2 separate regions of the Homo sapiens genome follow, and region 2 is linked to region 1. The links are chromatin contacts, found by Hi-C or POLR2A ChIA-PET in ENCODE. All regions are on one chromosome and are shown on one strand. The core of a region is the stretch at or near the end of the contact, and the rest is flanking DNA. Distances in the headings are between cores, read along the strand shown.

Region 1 (4,284 bases), core at 1,680-4,179:
AAAAAAAAAAAAAAAAAAGAAAAAAAAAGAAAAGGAAAAAAAAAAAAAAAAGGAATTATTTGTCACTTACTGTCTCTCTAAGGGCAGCCATTGTAAGACCTCAAAGAAACTTTAGCCTCCACAATCTTTTCTCTTAACCTGAACATTTCCTTTCTATGGATCCCAGGTTTTTAGACAAACTCAACCAATTGTCAACCAGAAAATGTTTAAATTTACCTATAGCCTGGAGGCCTGCCCACCACCCCTTTGAGTTGTCTCGCCCTTCTGGACCAAACAATGTCTTTCTTTAATGTATTTGATTGATGTCTCCTGTCTCCCTAAAATGTATAAAACCAAGCTGCGCCCCGACCACCTTGGGCATGTGTTCCTGGGACCCCCTGAGGCTGTGTCACAGGTCAGGGTCACTCATGTTTGGCTCAGAATAAATCTCTTCAAATATTAAAAAAAAAAAAAAAAAAAAAAAAAAAAAATCTTCATTTCTGATGTGGTTGATGCAGAGATAATAAACCTGAGTAACGTGATAGAGACTGATGGGCAGAGGGAACTTCAGATGGCAGTGGGAGGACATGGGAGATATCTCTGAGCCTAGATCTGAAGGAGGAGAAAGGGACAGGGCTGTCACCATTTAGGGACATAGGATAAGAGCAGGACAATGACCTGAGACAGGAAGTATTTTGATATCTGGGAAAAGAGAAAAGCAAATGTGACTGGGGCAGAGGGATTCATGAGATGGGGGCAAGCTCCCAGGAGGAGGCTGGACACTGGCAGGGGCCCTGGACACAGGGCTGTGGAGCCACAGTGAGGAGATGGGCTTTTGTCCTGGGGAACACAGGAAGCCAGTGGAGGGTTCCCTGCCAGGGAATGACATGACTTACTTTAGATTTAGCTGTGATGTCCTCACAGTGAAAACATTTTCACCGAGTTACCCTGAGAAGGTCTGAGATGAGTAAGAAGATGTGCCTGAATTCTTACATGGGGGCCTGGAAGGGCTAATGGGAAGGGTTGGTCTTTATCACCCCATCCTTGAAAATTAGAGAAGCATCTTTCACATACCTGGGCTAAAGAAACTTCTTTTGCAAGGTTCTGATGCCATTAATTCCTAACATTTAATTTTTCCTTACAAGAAAATTACAGTAACATTTACAAAATGCAAAAGTGTAAACACACAGCTATTGACCTTGAAAATAGGGAGGCCGAGGTAGGTGGATCACCTGAGTTCAGCAATTGTAGACCAGCCTGACCTACATGGAGGAACCCCGTTTCTACTGAAAATACAAAAATTATCCAGGCATGGTGGCGAATGGCTGTAATCCCAGCTACTCAGCAAGGCTGAGGCAGGAGAATCACTTGAACCAGGGAGGTGGCGATTGCAGTGAGCCAAGATCGTGCCATTGCACTTCAGCCTGGGCAACAAGAGCAAAACTGCATCTCATAAAAGAAAAGAAAGAAAGAAAGAAAGAAAAGAAAACAGGGAAAGAGAGTCAGCTGTTGAACTAAGACAGAAGTAACTTTTTTCATTCAAGAATACATAGGTGGCCAGGTGTGATGGCTCACACCTGTATTCCCAGCACTTTGGGAGGTCGAGGCAGGTGGATCACCTGAAGTCAGGAGTTTGAGACCAGCCTGGCCAACATGGTGAAATCCTGTCTCTACTAAAAATACAAAAATTAGCTGGACTCCATCCACAGCTTATTTAACCTCTTGTTGCTCCTTTTCCCCAATCTTTAGATTGTTCTCAATGTCCATAGATTTCCACCTCTTCTCCCATCTCTCCTGAGCTCTCCCTGTTAAATTCTCTCTTCCCCGTTATACCCCCCTGGCCCCACTCTCTGGCACCCCAGATTTCCCAGGTGTCCTCCCTGCTGTGGTTCTCCCTCTGTTCTCCTTGCCACCAGCACCACTCTGCTCTGTCTGCCCTGGCTCCAAATCCCTCCTCCTCTCCCTCATTCTCATGAGCCTTTCTGTTTGCTGCCCCTCTCCCTACCTTGCTGTCTGTCCTTCATCTCTCTGTACATCCAGCTTTTCTCTACATTTCTCCAGTTGCTTTTCTCCTCCTGCTTTGTTATCTTTTGTTTTTTCACTTTTGCTGTCTCTTGGCAAATCCCTGACCATCCCCTACTTTGCCATCTGTTATGGGTCTTTCTCCTTCTTCTTTTATCTGTCTCAGGTTTTCTACTGCTCTCTGATTCCCTCTCTCTGTCTCCTGATCCCTTTGGCCCACACAATCACAGGAGGGTTTGGAGTAAGACGCCTGCATCCCAGAGAAGCGCATTTTCCAGGGGCTGGAGCTGGGCAGGCAAGAACACCCCGTGTCACAGGACAGGCCCCGGGTACCTCCCCAACGCGGGCTCAGGGAAAGCGGTGACTGCGGAGGGGAGACTTGGGGAGCAACAGGGCCCGGCATGAGGAGGGAGGTGGGGGGGAGATGACGCCTTCGGACAAGGGTGGGGTCCGCAGGATCCCACCACCGGGCAGAGAACGCGGCCTCCCTGGGACTGTGGTGTCAGCGCTGGGCTCCAGGGGCCGACGAGGGTGAGGCTGGGAAGCGCCAGAGCAGGGATCCACCTCTCGGGTGAGGACTTTAAAAAGCGCGGGGTGGGAGGAGTCAACAAACGGTTGTGAACGGGAAAACTACGCGATACAAACTGTATACATTGCCCTATAGCAAAAAGACCGAGGACAGGGCAGCCTCAGGGCGACTTTAAACCCAAAAGGAAGTGACTTCCGGACTCCTAGGGGAATGTCTCCATTTGCTCTTGTTGAAGGAAGAAGGGCGAGAATTTCCAGGTCTGTGGAGACCCCACATCCCAGGTACAGAATTGCCGGGGACCTGGAGGCACAGCCTCAATACAACACAGAGCAAAACTCACCGCCGCAGTGTGACTTCCAGTCCACGCGATCCGCTTCCTGGTCCGGGCGAATCTACAAGCACAGGACAGAAGCCAGGCCTCCGTGGAGCCAACGAGGTGGGCGGGGCCTGGGCGAGGTAGGGGCGGGGCCTGGGCGAGGTAGGGGCGGGGCGCCAGGCGGAGAGACCTGCCCTGTAGAACCGGCAGACGCGGGGCGGGGGCGGATCTGTGCTTCTCTCAGCCGCGTACCTAGCCGCTGTTTTTCGGGTTTTGGTGAGGGAAGAGACAGACCCTCTCATATTGTTTTATATTGTTTTATACTCAGTACCTGTTTTAAGAAAAAAAACAACAAGGAAGTAAAACCGAAGACAGGCAGCCCTGCGCCACGCCCAAAACCAGGCCTGGGCCTGCCTGGCCTAAACCCAATAGTTAAAAATCAACTCATAACTTAGAAACCAATGTTTTTCATAGATTCCAGACATTGTATAGAAGAACATTATGAAACTCCCTGCCCTGTTCTGTTTCTCTCTACCAGTGCACGAAACCCCTGTGTATATATCTGGGACTGTAGTCCCTGTTACGTATCCCCTAGATTGCTCAATCACGACCCTTTTATGTGAAATCTTTAGTGTTGTGAGCCCTTAAAAGGGACAGAAATTGTGCACCCGGGGAGCTCGGATTTTAAGGCAGCTTGCCGATGCTCCCAGCTGAATAAAGCCCTTCCTTCTACAACTCGGTGTCTGAGAGGTTTTGTCTGTGGCTCGTCCTGCTACACCGGAGGCAAGAGTGGCCAGGAAGGCTGAGGCATGATTCAAAAGCCCTGGAATTGTCTGGAACAGGGATGCAAACTAGAACGTGAAATGCAAAGCCCTGCCTAGGCAGAAAGTACGATCTCATGCTGATGGTACACAGAACAGAATAGAAATCTCTCCCTTTCTATTCTCCATTTGCTTCGGAGGGAGAGTCCACCCTGTGCTCAGCTTCAGAGACTTCCCTAGGGCCACCGCCTGGGATGCCGGAGGGAGTGTTCAGGCCAGGGAGGAGTGAGGTCACCACCTGCTACTTAAACACAGCAGAAATGTGGAAGTGGGGGCGGGAGCCTGAGGTCCAGCTACTCAGGAAGCAGTGGCGGGAGGATCATTGAGCCCGGAGGTCCAAGCCAGCCTGAGTGACAAAGTAACACCCCCTGCCGCAGGGATCCCTTCCTCATCTCTTTTTTTTTTAATTTTTAAAATAAAATTTTCATTGTGTGAGATAGGGATCCAACTTTATTCTTTTCCATGTGGATATCCAGTTAGTTGTCCCAGCACAATTGTGGATGACATCTATTAGTTTCTTTTTTTTATTTACTTTTTTTTCTTTTTCTTTTTTTTTTTTGAGACAGAGTATTTCTCTGTCACCCAGGCTGGAGTGCATTGGCAAGATCTCGGCTCAC
Region 2 (4,347 bases), core at 1,197-3,696, 190 kb before region 1:
AGTATTGAGTTATTGAGTTATTCAGAATAACTCAATGTATTGAGGGCTAAGTAGGCCAGACACGGTGGCTCCTCCCTGTAATCCCACCCGTAATCCCAGTAATTTGGGAGGCCAAGGCAGGAGGATCCTTTGAGCCCAGGATTTTGAGACCAGCCTAGGAAACATAGTGAAACTCCGTTTCTACAAAAAAAAAAAAAAATACAAAAACTAGCCGGGCTTGGTGGCTCATGCCTCTGGTCTCAGCTACTCAGAAGGCTGAGGAAGGAGGATGGCTTGAACTTAAGAGGTCGAGGCTGCAGTTAGAGGAGATCACGCCACTGCACACCAGCCTGGGTGATAGAGTCAGACCCTGTCTCAAAATATTAATTAATTAATTAATTAAATGTATTTTGTAACAACAGACAGTGACTATTTTCCCACTTCACTGACCCACGTCCTACCCCATCCTAGGAAAAGGGGAGACAGTGATTCACAACTGAATAAGTGACTGCCCTCTGGCAAATAGGGATTCCAAGTGGAACATAACCTCTGATGCCAAGATTTATAGAATGTACATGTCTTATAGATACGAATTTTAAAATTCTCAATCTCATCTGTGTAATTTAAACAAGTTTTTAGTTATTAGATTATATATACAGAACTCAACATGTCACAACCAATCATATCCAATGAACTCACCCACTCATCTGAACCCAGTCTCTCGCCCCTTTTTTTTTGTTTGGAGACAAGGTCTCGCTCTGACGACCAGGCTGCAGTGTAGTCACATGATCTCAGCTCACTGCAGCCTGGACCTCCTGGGCTCAAGTCATCCTCCCAGCTTGGCCACCAGAGCAGCTGGGAGTACAGGTGCACACCATTATGCCCGGTTATTTACTTACTTTTTTGGCGGGGGGGAGGTCTCACTATGTTGCCCAAGCTGGTCTCGAACTCCTGGACTCAAGCAATCCCCTTGCCTCAGTCTCCTAAAGTGTGGAGACTACAGACTACAGGCGTGAGCCACTGTGTCCAGACCCTCTTTCTTCATTACTGTGCTTCCCTCCCTAATTCTGTACATATCTCTCATTCTCCCCTTCTCTCTCTAGCTCTTGTTTTCTTTTCTTTTTCCCTGGGATTCTGCTCTTCATTTTGTACCCCTCTCCTCTCCTGCTATTCATCCCCTTCTTCCCTTTATTCCTTCTCTTCCACCTCTTCTCCTCCATCCTCACAACTTATTTAACCTCTTATTGCTCCTTCTCCCCAATCTTTCAATCGTCCTCAATCTCCATCTATTTCTGCCTCTTCTCCCATCTCTGCGCCTCCTCTGCTCTCCCTGTTAAATTCCATCTTCCCCGATATACTCCCTTGTCCCCACTCTGTGTCTCCCCAGATCCCAGCTGTCCTCTCTGCTGTGGTTCTCCCTCTGTTCTCCTTGACACAAGCACCACTCTGCTCTGTCTGCCCTGGCTCCAAATCCTTCCCTCTCTCCCTCACTCTGATGAGTCTCCCTCTTTGCTGCCACTCCCCCTACCTTGTGATCCTTCATCTCTCTGTACATCTATCTAGCCTTTCTCTACATTTCTCCGGTTGCTTTTCTCCTCCTGCTTTCTTAGGTTTTTTTTTTTTTTTTTCACTTCTGCCATCTCTTGGCATATCCCTCACCAATCCTCTATTTTGCCATCTGTTATGGGCCTTTCTTATTCTTCTTTTCTCTGCCTCAGGTTTTCTACTGCTCTCTGTCTCCTGATTCCTTTGGCCCACACAATCGCAACACGGTTTGGAGTAAGACGCCTGCATCCCGGAGGAGCGCATTTTCCACGCCCTGGAGCTCCGCAGGCAAGAATACCCCGTGCCGCAGGACAGGCCCCTGGGACCTCCCCAGTGCAGGTTCAATGAAAGCGGTGACTGCGGAGGGGAGACCTGGGGAGCAGCAGGCCCCGGCATGAGGAGGAAGGTGCGGGGCGGGGGGGGGGGGCGCGACGGCGCCTTAGGACCAGGATGGGGTCTGCAGGATCCCAGGACCTGGCAGAGGACTCGGCCTCCCCGGGACTGGGGCTGCGGCGCGGCGCTCCCGGGGCTGAGGAGGGGGAGGCTGGGAGGCGCCCTGGGCAAGAATCCACATCGCGGGTGAAGACTTTAAAAAGCGCGGGGCGCGAGGAGTCAGAACAAGGTTTTCAGCAGGAAAACTACGCAACAGAAAGTGTATACATTGACCTATAGCAGAAAGACCGGGGACGAGACCAGCCTCAGGACGACTTTAAACCCAAAAGGAAGCGACCCTCGGGCTCTCACGGGGATGTCTCAATTTGCTCTGGGCAAAGGAAGACGCCGGAGAATTTCCAGGTCTGTGGGGACCCCACGTCCCAGGGACAGAAGCCCTGGGAACCTAGTTAGCGCAGACTTAATACAACACAGAGCAAAACTCACCGCGGCGATATGACCTACACTCCACCCGATCCGCTTCCGGGTTTGCGTTAATCTGCGCGCGCAGGACAAAAGCCAGGCCTGGGCGGGAAGTGGGAGGTAGGCGGGGCCTGGGCGAGGTAGGGGCGGGGCGCGAGGCGGAGAGACCTTGCCTTTTAGAACCGGCAGAGGGCAGGGCCGGGGCGGGATCTGCGCGTCTCTCAGCCTCGCTCCCAGCGTCTCTGTTTTCAGGTTTTGGAGGCGAGAGCGCCAGAAAGTCTGAGGCATGATACAAAAGCCCTGTTGAGAGAAGAGAGAGACCCTCTGACATTGTTTTATATTGTTTTATAGTCAGTAAAAACAACAGGAAGTAAAACCAAAGACAGGCAGCCCCGCGCCAGGCCCGAAACCAGGCCTGGATCCGCCTGGCCTAAACCCAGTAGTTAAAAATCAACTTATGATTTAGAAGCTGATGTTAGGCATAGATTCCAGACATTGTATAGAAGAACACGGTGAAACTCCTGCCCTGTTCTCTCTCTCCCTGATCACCGGTGCATGCAGCCCCTGTCACGTATCCCTTGCTTGCTCAATCAGTCACTATCCTTTCATCTGAAATCTTTAGTGTTGTGAGCCCTTAAAAGGGACAGAAATTGTGCACTCGGGGAGCTTGGATTTTAAGGCAGTAGCTTGCCAATGCTCCCAGCTGAATAAAGCCCTTCCTTCTACAACTCGGTGTCTGAGAGGTTTTGTCTGCGACTCGTCCTGCTACACTGTAATTGTCTGGAACAGGGATACAAACTAGAATGTGAAATGCAAAGCCCTGCCTGGGCGGTATGTACCATGTCATGCTGAGGTCCCACAGAACAGATAGATATCCTCTCCCTTTCTATTGTCCATTCACTCCGGAAGGAGACTCCGCCCTGTGCTCAGCTTCAGAGACTTCCCTGAAGCCACCGCCTGGAATGCCGGACGGAGTGCTCAGGCCGAGAAGGAGTGAGGTCACCACCTGCTGCTTAAAGACAGCAGAGGCGCGGGGGCGGGAGCCTGAGGTCCCAGCTACTCAGGAAGCAGCGGCGGGAGGATCCCTGAGCCTCGGGTTCCAAGCCAGCCTGAGCGACAAAATAACGCCCACTGCCGCGGTCTCCCTTTCTTGTCTCTCTCTCTCTCTTTTTTTTTAAAAAAAACTTTCGCAAATAAAATTTTTGATTGTGTGACATAGGGATCCAACATTATTCTTTTCCATGTGGATATCCAGATAGTTGTCCTAGCACATTTATGGAAGAGATCTATTACTTTCTTGTATTATTATTATTATTATTATTATTATTATTATTATTTTTGAGACAGAGTATTTCTCTGTTGCCCAGGCTGGAGTGCAGTGGCGAGATCTCGACTAAATGCATCCTCTGCCTCCTGGGTTCAAGCGATTCTCCTGCCCCAGCCTTGGGAACAGCTGGCATTACAGGCGTGCGCCACCATGCCAGGCTAATTTTTGTATTTTTAGTAGAGACGGGGTTGACCATGTTGACCAGGCCGGTATCGGACTCCTCACTCCAAGTTATTTGCCTGCCTCAGCCTCCTAAAGTGCTGGGGTTACGGCGTGAGCCAACATGCCTGGCTAATTTTTTGTATTTTTAGTAGAGATGGGATTTCATCGAGTTAGCCAGGACGGTCTCTATCTCCTGACCTTGTGATCCGCCCGCGTCGGCCTCCCAAAGTGCTGGGATTACAGGCGTGAGCCACCGCGCCCGGCCAGAAATATTCTTTTTTTTTTTTTTTTTTTTTTTAAACGGAGTCTCACTCTGTCGCCCAGGCTGGAGTGCAGTGGCGCAATCTCGACTCACTGCAAGCTCCGCCTCCCGGGTTCACGCCATTCTCCTGCCTCAGCCTCCGGAGTAGCTGGGACCACAGGCTCCCGCTACCACGCCTGGCTAATTTTTTTGGGTTTTTTTTTTTTTGTATTTTTTT

What was found. A loop is a pair of places that touch in the nucleus more often than their neighbours do. ChIA-PET counts read pairs that join two places held with the same protein, here RNA polymerase II (POLR2A). Pooled maps may share reads with other maps.
Region 2: a map of CD8-positive, alpha-beta T cell shows a loop between it and region 1 (17-fold over the local background). The contact joins the promoter of ZNF611 here to the promoter of ZNF888 in region 1. A Hi-C loop is called at or near these places in 5 of 168 maps with a recorded cell type or tissue (CD4-positive, alpha-beta T cell, CD8-positive, alpha-beta T cell, MCF 10A and 2 more), 2 of 37 single-sample maps with no recorded cell type and 17 of 50 pooled maps. POLR2A ChIA-PET finds 5 or more read pairs at or near these places in 1 of 52 experiments (Caco-2).

Annotation. Positions count from the first base shown.
Region 1 is chr19:52,920,499-52,924,782 of GRCh38, forward strand. It overlaps ZNF888 (zinc finger protein 888), which reads right to left and starts at 2,930. Exons shown (of 5, transcript NM_001393938.1): 1 at 2,871-2,930. ZNF888-AS1 (ZNF888 antisense RNA 1) reads left to right here and starts at 2,851. Exons shown (of 2, transcript NR_186336.1): 1 at 2,851-2,966; 2 at 3,175-3,581. RefSeq lists enhancers at 1,858-2,591, 2,592-3,323, 2,813-2,862, 3,143-3,312 and a silencer at 3,003-3,052.
Region 2 is chr19:52,732,598-52,736,944 of GRCh38, forward strand. It overlaps ZNF611 (zinc finger protein 611), which reads right to left and starts at 2,447. Exons shown (of 6, transcript NM_001161499.2): 1 at 2,404-2,447. LOC124904760 (a long non-coding RNA gene) reads left to right here and starts at 1,434. Exons shown (of 2, transcript XR_007067328.1): 1 at 1,434-1,863; 2 at 2,197-3,107. RefSeq lists enhancers at 2,435-3,420, 2,733-2,862 and a silencer at 2,483-2,552.